Linked DNA regions of Homo sapiens: region 2 is linked to region 1. The links are chromatin loops, found by intact Hi-C in ENCODE. Cell type or tissue: ascending aorta. All regions are shown on one strand. Links, peaks and the distances in the headings refer to the core of each region. The heading gives the core; the rest is flanking DNA. Region 1 overlaps SIPA1L1 (signal induced proliferation associated 1 like 1). Region 2 overlaps SIPA1L1 (signal induced proliferation associated 1 like 1).

Region 1 (5,378 bases), core at 103-5,102:
TTTTACCGTCCAGAAGTGGCCATTACTAACATAGGCTAATAATAGGTTCTCACAGAACACAGAGCACACCATTGAGAAGGGGCAGGGGGACCCTATGCCAACAATTAATAAGGGACTGGCTGGAGATGATGACAGCTAGAAACTCTTAAATACCTATGTATGGTGTGTGTTAGACTTAGTGTCTTCTAAACTGGAAGTATTTATTAGCTGTGTTCATTTTATTTAAGATAAAAGAAAGCACCTGTTGAAGGAGTAACTGCCCTATTCTGGTTGACTTTTGTTTCCATTGATTTTTTAGGAAGTGTTTTTCTTATGCAGGGCATGTTTCTCTATGTAAGCATGAATTTTCCTCTTGATTCTTAAGTGAAGGGATAATATAAAATGAGCTGCTATATAGAAAGAGTAGAATAATAACATACTTTTAAAAGGAATGCCTTCTGCTCCTCTGATGGAAAGATAGGAAAGTCAAGTCACCAGAAGCTGCATGTGGTTATTATCAAGGGATAACTGAATGTCAGAATCCCTCCTAGGTTTTTTTTTTTTCCTTTTTCTTTTCTTTTGAGACAGAGTCTCAGTCTGTCACCTAGGCTGGTGTGCAGTGGCACAGTCTCAGCTCACTGCAACCTCTGCCTCCCAGGTTCAAGCAGTTCTCCTGCCTCAGCCTCCCGAGTAGCTGGGATGACAGGCATGCACCACCACACCCAGCTAATTTTTTTTTTTAGTAGACAAGGGGTTTCACCATGTTGACCAGGCTGTTTTCAAACTCCTGGCCTCAAGTGACCTGCCCATCTGGGCCTCGCAAAATGCACGGATTACAGGCATGGGCCACTGCACCTGGTCCCTTCTAGATTTTTAAAAATGGTTTTTAACATAGTGTATCTGTCCCCTGCTACATCTTATCTGATGTCCCTCTTCTTCTGTCTGTTGCCTTGCCATCCTACGGCAGCTTCACGTAACTTAACAATGCTACATTGTAAAATCTAAGGAATTCTGTGCTAAGATCTCTGATTATTCCACTAACATTCTCTCATCCTTCAATTTACAATAGCTTTCAAAAAAAAAAAAAAAAGAGTCTGGCTTTCAAATCATTACACTACAAAGGTTTATGTAAGCAACAGTCATCTCCCTGGATATGAAAGTAGTTGTCCTTTGTGCTGTTTTGATGGCTTCCGAGTGCTTGTTTGTTGGTTTCCTTCTCTGATGCTCAGGATAACTTAGTATGCCACAACCCTCTTAACTTCCAATGGGCTTCTTTTAAGTGTCTATGCTTAACAGAAGCTTTCTCTATGAGCAATAATGTACTTCAACCAGTTGGTCAGTGATGATCCCCACAGTTTGTTGTCTTGAAGCCATTGTGGTATAAACAGAGCAAATGATGAGAGCTTTGTCCTCTGCCCTCTCTTCCAAGTAAAGAGTGTAAAAGTTGTTTTAAAGGAAGTCTGCATTTTGTGGTATCATTCAGTTTTGGAACAGTGTCTATTTAGATTTTAGCCTGGAATTCTTTTGGAAACTCCACCCCTGGAAGAAAATGATTTTAAAAAGAATGTGTTTCAGCAGCTGTTAATGTCAGCAGCAAGAACATAGCACTGTCTTGGAAGATCTTTTGGTTATACAACAGTAGCTTGCTGGATTTCACTTCTGCAGTTGCAGTCCCTTCCATTGAGAGACTGATTTAAATTAGGCGAATATTGCCAAGTTTTAAATTATAATGTTGTATTGTTGGAAAATGCTCAAATGTTGATTCTCTGGCGTTATAATGTGTTTTTAATTTTAAGCATCACATTGAGATTTTAGCATTTAAATACCTGAAGGAAGCGATACGCAAATTTTAACTTGTTAAAAAATATTAATAAGTAGCAGTTGTTTCTTTCTTGCCTGTTTTTCTTTTATGGAATATTTAGATTTTGTATGGTCATATGCAATAGTTCTGAACTCTTGTCTTCTTATGCACAATGTTAGGGTTGTGCATGGGTTGGTTTTCTTGCACAGCTCTCATTAGATTTATTTCAGTTACCTATTCACAGCCCTAATGGTAGTGACATCCCTGTTTATTTACTTCTTGGATTCTTACCAAGTTACAACATGATCTCTTTATCCTTGGGCTGCTGATTCTATTAAGTTTACTATTTCTTTTATTTATTTACTTATTTTTTTGAGACAGAGTCTAGCTCTGTTGCCCGGAGTGCAGTGGCGCGATCTTGGCTCACTGCAACCTCCACTTCTTGGGTTCAAATGGTTCTCCCACCTCCACCTCTCAAGTAGCTGGGATTACAGGCGTGTGCCACCAGGCCCGGCTAATTTTTGGTATTTTTTTTAGTAGGGACAGGGTTTCACCATATTGGCCAGGCTGGTCTCGGACTCCTGACCTCAGGTGATCCAACCGCCTCAGCCTCCCAAAGTGCTGGGATCACAGGCATGAGCCACCAATCCTGGCTAAGTTTACTACTTCTACACGAAGACAGACTGATAGGTTTTTATTTTAGATAAGCAATTCCAGTGTAATCTCTTTTCAGAGGATTTAGATAAAGTATTTTCAGTTGGCCTCCCATTCCTCCTTCTCATTCCTTCAGTGTGGGCGAGTGGGCTATCTTTTTTCCCCTGCATCTTCATTTCCTTTTCTCTCTCTCTCTTTTTTTTTTTCTCCCTTGACAGAGAAGTTTTACTTTCTTCTAAGTGGAGGATGGTAGTAAAAATCAAGTTCAGGTAAAGAATGAAGTTGTGGGCCAGATTTGGGAAGAAAATGAGAGAGAAAAAGAGTTCAGGTGAGGAATTTGTAGTCTTAAAAAGTAAAATCTGCCACTGTTCCTTTAGCTGTTTCTGTGTGACCCTGAATTGGACCAGGTAACTGCCATTTTCTCATCAGGGTCTGAGGATGGCATTTGAGCAATAGCTAGCTTGTCAGTGTTTGTTTTTATAATGCATAGTCAGTTAAGAGTTTGACTGACTTGCTGATTTGTTAACTGCAGGGGGAAAAAAAAGATTCACTCTCTCCTTTCTAATTTCTTACCAGATGAATTCCTCCTTCATCAGTTCTGTGAAGAGGCTATGAAATAATTTGAACAGTTTTTATTTTTAATAATTGAATCTTCTTCCCTACTGTTATACACTAAGATCTCCCTTTTTCTCAAAAGGAGTGAGAAGTTATTTTCCCTTCAGGTTTTAAGGTAAGAATTGGTCCCAGCGAGGTGATTTCTAACTATTCTTACTTTTTTTTTTCTTCAGTCTTCCATAAATTAGCCGAAATAAAATTTTGTTCTGAAATTTTACCAAATTCTTTGAGATTCTTGGAGTCCTCTAGAGGTGGTATGGAGCCACAGCTTGGAATAATTGCTTTAGGAATAATCCTTCCACCTGGTACACAGGGACATCATCCTTTGCAAGGAAGGCGGTTAAATGTGTGTAGTCTGGCAGATTGGGATCTGGACTCCTGAGTGTGTCTCTTCTGCCTTCTTTAGTTTGCTGTTTCAGATCTCTCTGTCCTTATTGCCAAGTCAGGTCTCTAAGCTTCATTGTCAAGTTCACTGTCTTCCTAAGGTTGTAATAGCGGCAGGGTCATGGTGCTTTTTGGAGTTTGTGTCTGTTTTCTGGTGTTTGCTGGATACAAGACGGCAAAGTAGTCCCATTTCTGTTGCAGTGCTTGATAAATGCAGGGTCATGGTGCTTTTTGGAGTTTGTGTCTGTTTTCTGGTGTTTGCTGGATACAAGACGGCAAAGTAGTCCCATTTCTGTTGCAGTGCTTGATAAATGACTGAAGAAAGGAAAAAGGAGAGAAAGAAACAAAGAAAATCTGATTTCTTAAGTAGTTACAGTCTGTTCTTCAGACTGTTTTTTGTTTGTTTGTTTTGATGGTGTTTATTAAATGTGCACATCATTAACTGCAGTCATACAGGGTTGCTTTCAAATCTGGGAGAACACAGTGGTCTACAAAGTAGCTTCTTAGTATTTCTCAACTGTTTTTCAGCACAAGGGAAGATGCACTCATTTTGATTTCCTTCGTTTTTTCCTCCAAGAGCAGAGAGCCGCATTGTTTTTCCTGTGACCTTTATAAAGCCATGTGGTCTGTTTGGAGGACAGTCAGTGCACACTCCATTCAAGGATGCTCTCTACAGTCCTTCCTGCTCCTTGGCCCGTTTTCCAAAATGAGATAATGAATATAAAAACACTCTCTCATAAGCTGTAGAAGTGTCAGAAATGGAGGAGAATATTGTCTTTACTATATTACTCTTTGCTTGTGTGGCCTAGTGTAAATATTCTCTATTCACTACATGATCTCCATTGGTGAAATGGCTGCTTTTGACAATACTGTTTCCAGAGAATAGCTACTTCTCGATTAGGCCAGCTTGGAACTTTTCCAATGGAAAACTATTTGCACATTGAACAAATATGACATATATTGCATTAAAATGAGTTGCTGGTATTTCATAATATTTAGAAGTTGAAGAATCACTGCCCTTTATGTATGGCAGTAAATTTCTTTTGGCAGTGACCATGAAGTTCTTGGCCACATGAGAAATAACTGACCAGAGAGTCTGAATCTAACTTCTTATTCAGAGAGGACTGTTTCTCTGACAGATGGATTTTGTAGCCTTTGTCGAGCTTTTATATAGAATAATGCTTTTTGTTTTGTGATTTAACTCATTGCCCTCAGGCTTTTCAATTTGTATATGTTGATTTGAAGAGCTCTTCCCATGGAGAGATGTGTGACCTGGACTACAGGAAATATAATGTGCAGGAAGAGTTGGGGAGGGGGGCATTTCCTTCCTCGATCTCCCAAAATAGCCAAGTAATTAAATCTATTACTGTAGCTAGAAAGCAGAACTATTGTCTATATTGTCAGCAACACCCTAAGGGTGAAGAGAAGCTGCCTGCCTCTGTGCAAGACATTATCTGAGCAGGCGCCTCATCCAGTGGGACGATGCCATCCACATTTGGAAGCAGGCTGAGAAATGCTTCGGCACTGGCAGCAACTCCTCATCAGAAATGCTCTCTCGCATTTTATAGTAAACCTGTGTTGACTCTGGTGGGGAGCTCTAAAAATACCTTATCATGGAGATTTGACATTTCTTATAGCAGCCGATAGTTTACATTGACAAGCCCCTTGGAATTGTTTCAGAACACTAATCACTTGCTGTCAGCAGCTAGTTCCTCTGAGGGGAAGAGCGGGGCTGATCCTGCCTCTGTTGTGAGACTGCATGATTAGAGGGACATTTCTGAATTCATGTCCATTCCTTCATTTCCAGTGCATACTGAAATCAAAATACCATCAAAGGCTGATAGAACTGATTCACAGAATTTGTTTTTAGGAATTTTGGATTTTTTAAAGTACAGCTAAGCCTGGTGGTGGCTCATGTCTGTAATCCCAGCACCTTGGGAGGCTG
Region 2 (5,378 bases), core at 257-5,256, 49 kb after region 1:
GGATTTTTGGCAATCAAGAGATCCCATAAGAGGTTCTGCTTTCAGCATTCTCAGGGACTTGATATTCTAAATGGCTGACCTACTGTGGTACAATTAGTCCCAGCAGGAGATTGTAAGCTCTGTTATTAAAGAGCTTACAATCAAAATGGAAAGTGTATAGGAAGGAGGCATGACCCATGCATCCCCCGTCATCTTCTTACTTGTCTGTGTCTCCCTGCTACACCTGGAGCTTTCCTTGAAGGAGGGACTGGTGGATGTATGGTCCATGCTCTGAAGACACTACAGAAACACAGGGGGTGATTTGGATGAGAGGAGGAAGCATTTCTTCTGGAAGAATGGTGGGTTAGGTTGTGAGAGATCTTGAGTGATGAAAAGACTTTCAACTAGTTGAATTGAACTCATTGAACTAAACTGTGGGCCCTCTAGATGGAATTAGTATTCTAGCTACCTGGATCTACCATAGACTTAGATAGTATCTAGAGCTGTAAAATTAAACATGTAATAAGGAAAATTTTTATATAGCCTGCTCTTTCAACAGATGGAGGTGACATGCTGTGAATTCGTATTGCTCTTCTGTTTAATTCTATTGCTTTTTACCATATTGGTACTTAGGCAGGTTTGCTGATATTTAAGAGAGTTGCTGATCATTGTCAACATAGGTTTGCTGTTTCAGTCAACCCTAAGGAATAGATGTGAAGGTATTATTGATCTGTCATCATATGATACACATCGATGGACAGCATTATTTTTGACTGGTAGTTTAATAAGTGCAAAGCATGTATATTTCCATATATGCTAGTCAGTGCCCAAAGTTTATATTGTACCCCAAAGGGGTTTGATGCTATAAATAAGAATGAGAAAAGGGAGGGAGGGAGGGAGGGAGATGGAAAATGAGAGGGAGAAAAAAAAAACATAGAAAAGGAAGGTCCTTATGACTGAAAAAAAATCTGTTATTTAACATAATTGCCCATCTCGAACCTCATCAGTTTTTACAAGCCATTAAAACGTGGCTTCTCTCTCTCCCATGTGCTTATTTATATTTTGAAATGAAAAGAAAACATTGAGTCGTTGTTATATAATGTAATGGGAGTCTTGAAATTTCTTTTGAATTGGTAAGAAATTTTTATATTTAAAAATAAGATTTTATAAACTCATTAAAAATATTGGAAGTATATGAGATGGTTTGGAAGAGAAATACTGATGGTGGAGACTGAGCATTTCCAAGTCAGTTTTATTTCTTGTATTTTACTGCCAGCTTTTAGTTTCCTCCTCTAATGGAAATAACTTCACATATCCTGGGAAAGACAGCTGTGCAGTAAAGTATTTTCTAAGGCACATGAAATGTGGCAAGAGTTTTTATCATGGTGGGATTGGTGTGTTGTCCTTTTAGAGAATGAATGTTTGGGGAATGAAAGATGATTTATTTGGATTTCTGTGAGGTTGTGAGAAATGTTGAAAGCATCTAATTTTTATAAAATCTACTTTAGAAGTATTATTTATGCTATGTAGAGTATTCATTGAAATAATCAGCTTTTGGGGAGATGTTGAACAGGTGTTTGCATTTTGGTTCAGTTGTTCAATTTTCCTTCCATTTTATGAGAATCACTTCTTGAACCTTTGCTATGGCCATATATGCTGTCCTTTGATATCCTCGGAAGCAACAGTTAGCATGTTTTGTCACTTGAAGGGTTATCATTGAAAGAGGAACATGTAAAGTTCTGGAATGTAAAGGGAATAATAGCAGTCTGACAGTAGAAGTATCTAGAAAGCTCAAAAGCCATGTTTAATTAGGTAGCAGTGCAAAACTATTATCCCTTTTACAAAAGATGGTGAAGAGGAGTGCTAGTGAAAACAAATGGCATTTATCTGAATGGCTCCACAGACTCAGCCAGCACGAGCCCAGCCAGAGCTCGCCTCACCCTGCATTCTGCAGGCAGCATGCATTTTTTTTTTTTTTTTTTGAAACACCCCTACATGTTCCAGCCTTTAAATAGCAGCGAGTCTTCTAAAGTGATGCTGTGTGCTGCAAGAGAAATGAAAGCGCCTGCCTTGGAGGCAGGAAGCCGACTAGGGAGATGCTTAATTATCGTGGAAGTAGGTGCTTGTTACCATTGAGTGGAGAGTGCAGCAAGTGCAGGTCGTCCTCCGGTGTCAGAGCCGTGATTTGTAGACAATGCCGCCCTGTCAGCTCAGTGCTGGTTCAGCAGCATCTTTCCAAACATGTATTTGGCAAGAATTTAAAGGCCACCTCTTGTGTAATTTGTGGAGTCTTGGAAAAGGAGCCTCTGCCTTTCTTTTCAGAATGTACGCAACCATGCAGAATTTTGTACTCAGAATCTGTGTCTCCTGCCTTCTGCCTGACGTGCTCATGAGGAAGTTTGTTTCCATGCCCGTCACCTGGAAGGATGCTAACAGTTCTCTGTAATCTGTTGGGGATATGGAGAGGGCCACCCAGAGCTGTGTTTTGTTTCTGCCGTCTTCATAAATTAGCACTGATGGGGTGGAGTAGGTTGTACTGCATGAGGAAATGCAGGCATTTTGTTCATTAGTGAGATACTTCTAGCTTTTAAGAGTACAAGAAACTAAGGAGAGCTTGGGAAGAGGTGGTGGTGAATGCTGGATTCATTCTGCAATATCCTCGTCTCGGTAAGTAATAAAGTAGAGGAAAATACAAAAGAGTGCTAATGGATATAATGGCTCTGGGAAAACTCTTTTTATTTATTTTTTCCTGCTGTATTTGTTTTTGCCAACTATGTTAAGCCTTTGTAAGGAAACAAAAAACATGTATTGATTTTGGAATAGAGGAGTTAAAAAGTGATTGTTGCAGCATATTCAGTAAAGTCATTTTTCAGTTTTTACTTTTGTCAAAAAACTCTGTTGCTCTAATTATCTTATTCACTTGGTTACATCTCAAACTTCTGGTCATCACAGTAGCTCATGATGTTCTACATTTTTAGAGGTCATTGGAGCAAAAGTCTGTACTTTGGGTAGGAGCCATGATATCCAGAACAAGATGTACCCCTCCCCCTGCCCCCCATTTTATGAAACAGTTCAATTAAGATGAAGTCTTAATAGTTTTTTTTTTTAGAATATAAATTATGGATTTTATCAAATGGTTTTTACTTTCTTCCTTTCTTTCAAACCTGCTTTACTAAAAATACGGATTGTGGAACTGTGAATCCTAATCCATTATTGAGTCTTTTATCTTCATGTGTCTGGTTTTGACAATTGCATGTTTGTTTTTAGATGTATTTATCTGCTAATTCAAATTATCCTTTTCTCTTTTAGAGAAAGCATGGGATTATGGCAACCACAGAATCTCAGTAGTACAAGTTCCATTCAGTTTTTTCTGAAAGAAAGCCCTCTGTTAAAGTGAAGCAAAGAAACTGTTGTGGATTATAACGTTTAGAAGTTCCAATTTTTCAGTGCTTTACAAATAAAGCATCATTTAACCTTTTAAATGAAAAAGATTAAGATCTCATGCAACTGTTGTATTTTCTGGAAGCCATTCTCCAAAAGGGAAGTGCACATTTAAAACACAGATATGATGGTCCTTGCTGCAGGGATTTAAGTCTACTTGCTTTTACATCATGACCAGCTTGAAACGGTCACAGACAGAAAGGCCTCTTGCCACTGACAGGGCCTCTGTTGTTGGCACAGACGGCACCCCCAAAGTCCACACTGATGATTTCTACATGCGGCGCTTCCGGTCCCAAAATGGCAGCTTAGGATCATCAGTTATGGCTCCTGTAGGACCCCCCCGAAGTGAAGGTTCTCACCATATAACCTCAACCCCCGGAGTCCCAAAAATGGGGGTAAGGGCAAGGATTGCAGATTGGCCCCCAAGAAAGGAAAACATAAAAGAATCTAGCCGTTCAAGCCAGGAAATAGAAACCTCAAGTTGCCTTGATAGCCTGTCCTCCAAAAGCAGTCCTGTGAGTCAGGGAAGTTCTGTTAGCCTCAATTCCAATGACTCAGCCATGCTGAAAAGCATACAGAACACGCTGAAAAACAAGACAAGACCGTCGGAGAACATGGACTCCAGATTTCTCATGCCTGAAGCCTACCCCAGCTCCCCCAGAAAAGCTCTTCGCAGAATACGCCAGCGAAGCAACAGTGATATCACCATAAGTGAACTTGATGTGGATAGCTTTGATGAATGTATCTCACCTACATACAAGACTGGACCATCACTGCACAGGGAATATGGTAGCACATCTTCAATTGATAAACAGGGAACATCTGGAGAAAGCTTTTTTGATTTGTTAAAGGGCTACAAAGATGACAAATCTGATCGAGGTCCAACTCCAACCAAGCTCAGTGACTTTCTCATTACTGGTGGTGGCAAGGGTTCTGGTTTCTCTTTGGATGTAATAGACGGGCCTATCTCACAGAGAGAGAACCTCAGGCTTTTTAAGGAAAGGGAAAAACCACTCAAGCGACGTTCAAAATCTGAAACTGGAGACTCATCTATTTTTCGTAAATTGCGCAATGCCAAAGGTGAAGAACTTGGGAAGTCATCAGATCTTGAAGATAACCGATCAGAAGACTCTGTCAGGCCCTGGACATGTCCAAAGTGCTTTGCCCACTATGATGTCCAGAGTATATTATTTGATTTGAATGAGGCAATTATGAACAGGCACAATGTTATTAAGAGGAGAAACACCACCACTGGAGCTTCCGCAGCTGCCGTGGCATCCTTGGTCTCTGGACCTCTGTCTCATTCAGCCAGTTTTAGCTCCCCAATGGGCAGCACAGAGGACCTGAATTCCAAAGGAAGCCTCAGCATGGACCAGGGAGATGATAAAAGCAATGAGCTTGTAATGAGCTGTCCATATTTTCGGAATGAGATAGGTGGAGAAGGGGAGAGGAAAATCAGCCTTTCAAAATCAAATTCTGGCTCCTTTAGTGGATGTGAAAGTGCCTCCTTTGAGTCTACCCTTAGTTCCCATTGCACAAATGCAGGAGTGGCAGTACTTGAAGTGCCCAAGGAGAACTTGGTGTTGCACCTAGATAGAGTGAAAAGATACATCGTGGAACACGTAGATCTGGGTGCATACTATTATAGAAAATTTTTCTACCAGAAGGGTAAGTAGAGATCCTTTATTTCTTACATTTTCTTTTGCAGTACTTTCTGAAGAAAAGTACTGTATATTAAGATATTTATTAACAATGTGACATAAGATTTGCATGTCTTATCTTTCTTGATGGTAAAATAGCTAAATAACCATTTGCTCAATTTATTTCTTTTTGCATTTTTTGAGTTACTTTCTCCTTTCAGATATATAAATGTCTTGTATGTTAAATAGTACTTTTACAAATAAAAAGCCCCTTTGACTTAGCGATTGAAATTATAGTCTTTGTTGTACAGTAGATTT

The links. A loop is a pair of places that touch in the nucleus more often than their neighbours do. Peaks named below come from ENCODE experiments on the same cell type or tissue, not always from the same donor. Only the 100,000 strongest peaks of a DNase experiment are listed, where the experiment ranks them.
Region 2: a loop joins it to region 1, with 2.1 times the contacts of the local background. A loop is called at or near these places in 3 of 110 quality-filtered maps.

What each region holds. Positions count from the first base shown.
Region 1 is chr14:71,535,070-71,540,447 of GRCh38, forward strand. The region is part of intron 4 of SIPA1L1 (signal induced proliferation associated 1 like 1); the gene reads left to right. Among named protein-coding and RNA genes, the nearest start is that of SNORD56B, 140 kb to the left of the region's middle. In ascending aorta, for the core only: no CTCF peak of the experiment used is centred there; no DNase peak of the experiment used is centred there; H3K4me3 peaks cover 444 bases; H3K27ac peaks cover 609 bases.
Region 2 is chr14:71,584,283-71,589,660 of GRCh38, forward strand. It overlaps SIPA1L1 (signal induced proliferation associated 1 like 1), which reads left to right. Exons shown (of 24, transcript NM_001386936.1): 5 at 3,289-5,088. The coding sequence starts at 3,591. Among named protein-coding and RNA genes, the nearest start is that of SNORD56B, 190 kb to the left of the region's middle. In ascending aorta, for the core only: no CTCF peak of the experiment used is centred there; no DNase peak of the experiment used is centred there; H3K4me3 peaks cover 1,252 bases; H3K27ac peaks cover 583 bases.